Linked DNA regions of Homo sapiens: region 1 is linked to region 2. The links are chromatin contacts, found by Hi-C or POLR2A ChIA-PET in ENCODE. All regions are on one chromosome and are shown on one strand. Each heading gives the region's core, a stretch centred on a gene start or an enhancer-like site at or near the end of the contact. The rest is flanking DNA. Distances are from core to core; before and after follow the strand shown. Region 1 holds the start of KIAA1549. Region 2 overlaps ATP6V0A4 (ATPase H+ transporting V0 subunit a4).

Region 1 (2,881 bases), core at 130-2,629, 230 kb before region 2:
GGAGACAGGAGCAGTTACTGTAATAAACATAGGGGCTGTATGATGGGGGGTTACAATAACGTGTAAAAACACCAGGAACATCAACAAAAGCTTTTTTTAACCTTTATTCTCATTTTCCTTGAAACTACCAGGTTTCAAGTACCCACCTGTAAGGACCAGGTGTGTACCTACAGAAGAGTGCCCCTGTCCTATTCTTAGGAAGAACTATTCGCCAAGGGCAAGGAGTCCAGAAGAGTTGGAGCTGCAAGGCTGGGCAGCCCCTTCAAGGGCTGGGCCTGGCAGGGGAACCCGACTGAATAGCCGCGAGGATCCCTCTGCCAGTGTAATGATTCACCTTTTCCGCTGTCTGCCATAGTTTTTCTGCACGAGATAGTGTCCCCCACACACACCGTTAATATCTGCTTGATGCAACAATGCCAGTGGGATGCAACGATTCAAAACTTCCAATTCCTCCTCCCTAGACCCTGAAGCCACGGGGCGTCTTCAGAGTGACGTGCCTGGCACACAGTAGGTACTTGACAGATGTCAACTCCCTTCTTCCCGTTCCTCATTCCCCCCGCGGACTCCAACCCTCAAACGCTCTCTGGGCATTCTCTCCACCTCTCAGGAGCGCCACTTTCCCTAAAACGGCCTGGCCTTGCGGGTCTCCCCAGCTCCACGCCCATTCGCTTCAGCAGCCGCCTGCTCAAGGCCTGCTAAGTGCAGGGTCCCGCGGGCCTCCCAGGCCCTGAGCGCAGGGTCGCTTCCCGAAGACCCGCAGAGGTGGCCGCACCTTCTTAAGGCAGGAAGGCGGGGGAGAGCTGCGTGCGCTCTGCTCGCCCCTGCCTTGCACGCTGAGCTCTAGCGCAGGAGCCCGACTTTGTCTGGCTTTGTCCCCTCCGCGGCCCCGAGGCTGTCCTGAGAGCGCGGCGCCCCACACACCTGCTGCCCGCAAGGAGTCGGCGGGAGAGGAGGAGCGAGGGAGGCGAGAGGACCCCTCCCCCGGCTTGCCGGCCTACCCTGATCCGGGCGCCCCGGGGAACGCGCGGCGGGACCCGGGGTTGGGTGCGGGTCGGGGCGGCACCGCCCGGCCCAGGCCCCCCGAGCCCCTCGCGCTCCCTCCGGAAGGCGGGTCCTGGGGGAGGGCTGGGCCGCGCCGCCTCGCCGCCCTTGCCGCCTCTGCCGCGCCGAGCCCCGCGCACGCTGCCCCGGCCGCCCCGCAGGCAGGCAGGCAGGCAGGCAGGCAGGCGTCCGGCCGGCCGGGAGGGGGTGCTCGCCGTCCCGCGCCCGGGCCCGCGCGTTGCCGGGCAGCGGCTCCGAGGCTCCGAAGGGGGCGGAGCGGCAAGGCGGGCGTGCGGCTGGCGCCCCTGTCCTCGGTTCCGGCCCGGCCCGCCCCCGCCTCTCCGGCCTCCCTCCGCGCCGGTGCGCGGCGCCCCGTCCCAGCCGCAGCCGCAGCGGCCGCCCCTCCCGGACCCGAGAGCCGCTGAGCCGCGAGGCCGGGCCGGGGCGCCGGCCGGGAATGCCGGGGGCGCGGCGCCGACGCCGAGGCGCGGCCATGGAGGGGAAGCCCCGCGCCGGGGTCGCGCTGGCCCCGGGGCCGAGCGGCCGACGGCCTTCCGCCCGCTGCGCCCGCCGCCGCCGCCCGGGGCTGCTGCTTCCTGGCCTCTGGCTGCTGCTGCTGGCCCGGCCGGCCTCGTGCGCCCCAGGTAAGCTCCGCCGAGACCCTCGGAACGCGGCCGCGACCCCGCCTGCCTTTATCGCTGCTGTTTTCAAAACCCCGGCTTTCCCCGCCCATCCTCTTTTATTCTCCAGCTCCCTCGCCGTCCTTTCTGGAAGATGCTTTGCCATTCTTCTGGGGCCCAACAAATAAAGGCACGGGGGAAATAAATAATTAAAACGAACAAGCGAGCGGCTTCTGGCCGGTCTTGCTAAGGGGTCTGCAAAGCTGTTCTCTTGTCCATGGAACCCGAAGCGGGTCTGGTGGCTTCATCTCAGAATGTGCCTGGTTTTTCCTGCAGAATGCAGGCACCGGCGTGCTTTTTTGTCAAGGCTGTATGATGTGGCATATCGAATGTTTTGAGATACTTTATTGTCGGGGCGAAGAGGTGGATTCGAGGTGTGCTTTAAAAGAGTATTGCATTACCGGGACAAGCCCAGCGTCCCCCAGATGCGGGCAGGCCGGCCGTGTCCCCCCGTACAGCAGGACACAAAGAACATTCAAAGAAAACCTCTTGGAAAGCGCCCTGGCCACGGATCTTTCCAGGGAAATAGCTATTGGTATTACTTCTGCAAGGCATTATTAGTACAATGGAGTGTGAAAATATTTTGATTCTTAAGTGTCTGGGCATGAAAGGAGTAAGGGCTGTTTTTATAACAGATGCAATTTAGTGACTGTTCATCAGTATGGAATGAAGAGGCATGATTTATGAAGAAGCATAAGGGTTTTGTTGTGGAAGAAATGATTTAATTCCTATTGCTTCTCCAAAATGTTTATTTGTCCACCCTGAGCCTGTACACAGGATGGTCTGGAAACCGTCTCTGAGCTGACACTGCAGGCCAGCGATTGCCCCTGCACAGGCACTTGACCACTTTGAGGCGGAAAAGGAAAGGTGGAAGGAGCAGCTAGGGGTGGAGAGCTGCTGCACACAGAACAAAAACCAGAAAGCCGTGAACGCTGCTCCGAATCCTCCTTTCTCGTGGGAGCAGGGCCAAAGGGCTACTCAGTGGCTGGGAGGAATTGGAACACATTTGAAGGTGTCCCTTGGACCTGTGAGAATTATAACCAGTGCCCTAGAGGGGATGGTACAATAGAAGCACAGGGAGGACTTCAGGGATCATGGAACAGGTCCACTCTGCTTACCAAAGAGGAAACTAAGGCAGAGAAGTGCCTTGCTCAAGGTCA
Region 2 (2,700 bases), core at 139-2,638:
GGAGAATGGAAAATAAATTCTGCTAGATGTGTGCTTACATTTAGTATGACGGGTTGCTGCTGTGTCGAGGGCTTCAGATGATCCCAGCTGAGCAGCTTCTGCAGGGGCAGCTTTCTCCTTTGGCTCAGTCCCTGCCAAAGATGAATCTTAGACACTGTCTGATGCTGAGGCATATAATTCGGGCTATGCTCTTTGAGGTTTCTGAAAGTCACCTCTGTGCTGAGGTGCTCTTGTCTCCTGGAAATCCCCAGGCCAGGGGGCATTATATTGCAAAGTGACAGGTAGTATTGGGCTTGTGAGATGCTTCGGTGGCCTCATGGCTCTCGTTAATCTTAGAGCCAGCATGTCTGTCTTACAGTGTGTCTCTTACAGAGGCCATGTGTGCTGAAAAAGATTACCCTGTTTGTTGTATCATCAAAACATAAAAATGATTCCATTAAATAAATTCTGTGTGGGCCCAATTGTCCATTCATTCCTTCATTCATTCACTTGTCATTTATTGGAGGGATTATGTATGTAAAGGGTTGTGGTAGATGTAGTAATCTCTTAGGGTTGCTGTAACAAATTACAGCAAACTGGGTGGCATAAGACAATAAAGATTTATTCTGTCATGGTTCTGGAGGCCAGAGGTCTGAAATCAAGGCGTCAGCAGGGCCGTGCTCCCTCGGAAGACCTGAAGGGAGCCCCCTCCTTGCCTCTCCCCAGCTCTGGTGCTGCGGGCCGTCCTCCGCATTCCTTGGCTTGCAAGTGCCTACTTCTCTGCCTCTGTTGTCACGTGGTATTCTTCCCTGTGTGCCTCTGTGTCTACGTTTCTTATCAGGACAGTGGTCATATGGGATTAGAGCCCATTCAAATCCAGTATGACCTCTTCTTAACCTGATTCCATCTGCAAAGACCCTCTTTCCAAAAAGGCCATATTCACAGGTATCAGAGTTCAGGACTCTTTTATGTGGACAATTCAACCCATAACAATAGGACAATGAGGAATTTAGAAGAAAAGGAAGATACAATCTCTGCCTAAGGGTTTTAGCCTCTAGCGGGGGAGATAAACTGCTCAGGAGAGTTCAAGGCCAGGTGACAGCCACAGGTCAAAGGAGCCTGCCAGAGCAGAGGAAGCTGCTGTGGCCTGTGACACTCCATTTTTGGCACCTTGTCAAACAGCTCTGTGAAGGTTCTCTGTTTTCCTGTGTGTTGTTTTTTGTATAGGTCATAACACAAACAGAGTCTCACCGCCAGCGCCTGCTGCAGGAAGCCGCTGCCAACTGGCACTCCTGGCTCATCAAGGTGCAGAAGATGAAAGCTGTCTACCACATCCTGAACATGTGCAACATCGACGTCACCCAGCAGTGTGTCATCGCCGAGATCTGGTTCCCGGTGGCAGATGCCACACGTATCAAGAGGGCACTGGAGCAAGGCATGGTGCGTGGCAGGTGGAGCCAGGAGGGGTCCGATGAGTCAGCCCCTCTGCTGGGCTCTCAGAGGGTGTTGGCCTCATGGGCCACATGAACTCAAGTGACTTGGTGGTAGGATTGCTTCCTTCATCTTTGTGTCTTCAGTTATCAACCCCACTCGAGGACATAAAAGAAATTCCTTTGTCTTTTCAGTGTTTGACAGTTGTTCACCATTTTTTGACCTTTTGTGAGTACGTATTGAGGTTTTTTTAAAAAAAAAAAAAAAATAGAATCTCGCTCTGTAGCCCAGGCTGTTGTGCAGTGGCACAGTCTCGGCTCACTGCAACCTCTGCCTCCCGGGTTCAAGTGATTCTCCTGCCTCAGCCTCCCGAGTAGCTGGGATTACAGGTGCGCCCTACCACGTCCAGCAAATTTTTGTATTTTTAGTAGAGACGGGGTTTCACCATGTTGGCTGGGCTGCTCTTAAACTCCTGACCTCAGGTGATTCGCCTGCCTCAACCTCCCAAAGTGCTGACATTACAGGTGTGAGACATCACACCCGGCCATACTGAGCATTAATGTGCCAGTCTCTCAGCTAGACTATCGTTTTGGGGGGATTTTGTCTTTTTTTTCTTATTAAAGATGGGGACCTCGCTATGACACCCAGGCTGGAGTGCAGGGCTGTTCACAGGCATGGGCATACTGCCCTACAGCCTCAAACTCCTGGGCTCAGGTGATCCTCCCATCTCAGCCTCCCAAGTGGCTAGGACTACAGGCACGCGCCACCATGCCCAGCTCCACTCTGCTAGACTGTAGATACCACCTGTTACCTCATGGAGGTTATAGTCTAGCTAGAAAGATGAATAACCAAGCATCTATAATAAGAGCCAAAATATGTAGATCGCTTGCGGTGTGTCCGAGATGGCTAAGCACTCTGTCCTCGTTGAGTTCTCACCGCTCCCTCCATTCATTCCTTAGACATTCCCTGTGTACTAGGAACGGATCTAGGGCTTACACACTGGCAGGCCAAGACCCTGCTTTGATAGACATTCTAGAAAGGGACACGGAGGCATGTCCGTGACTAATGAGATTTCAGGCAGTGATGAGTGGTGGGCAGGAAACCAAGCAGGGGACGGCGAGGGGCAGGATGGAGAGTGGGGGCTTGTTCTGATCACCGTTATTCACCCCATTGAAGGAGGGACCCCCTCCTGCCCTAAATAGTACAAGATGGCCGAACACATTACCCTGACACTGGACAGACGGGCTTGACAGCTGTTTTTAGTCACTCGTCTTCAGAGCCCAGGGGAGA

The links. A loop is a pair of places that touch in the nucleus more often than their neighbours do. ChIA-PET counts read pairs that join two places held with the same protein, here RNA polymerase II (POLR2A). Pooled maps may share reads with other maps.
Region 1: a map of naive thymus-derived CD4-positive, alpha-beta T cell shows a loop between it and region 2 (8-fold over the local background). The contact joins the promoter of KIAA1549 here to the enhancer-like site in region 2. A Hi-C loop is called at or near these places in 3 of 168 maps with a recorded cell type or tissue (CD4-positive, alpha-beta memory T cell, PC-3 and naive thymus-derived CD4-positive, alpha-beta T cell) and 9 of 50 pooled maps. POLR2A ChIA-PET finds 5 or more read pairs at or near these places in 1 of 52 experiments (activated T-cell).

The regions. Positions count from the first base shown.
Region 1 is chr7:138,979,887-138,982,767 of GRCh38, reverse strand. KIAA1549 reads left to right here and starts at 1,379. Exons shown (of 20, transcript NM_001164665.2): 1 at 1,379-1,685. The coding sequence starts at 1,499. RefSeq lists enhancers at 602-951, 1,574-2,460 and silencers at 932-1,061, 1,082-1,461, 1,502-1,631, 2,471-2,765.
Region 2 is chr7:138,751,344-138,754,043 of GRCh38, reverse strand. It overlaps ATP6V0A4 (ATPase H+ transporting V0 subunit a4), which reads left to right. Exons shown (of 22, transcript NM_020632.3): 11 at 1,207-1,419. Among named protein-coding and RNA genes, the nearest start is that of TMEM213, 45 kb to the left of the region's middle. Within about 2 kb of position 1,388, at least 8 of the 41 ENCODE cell types and tissues checked have a DNase peak (open chromatin) inside an H3K27ac peak, as active enhancers do.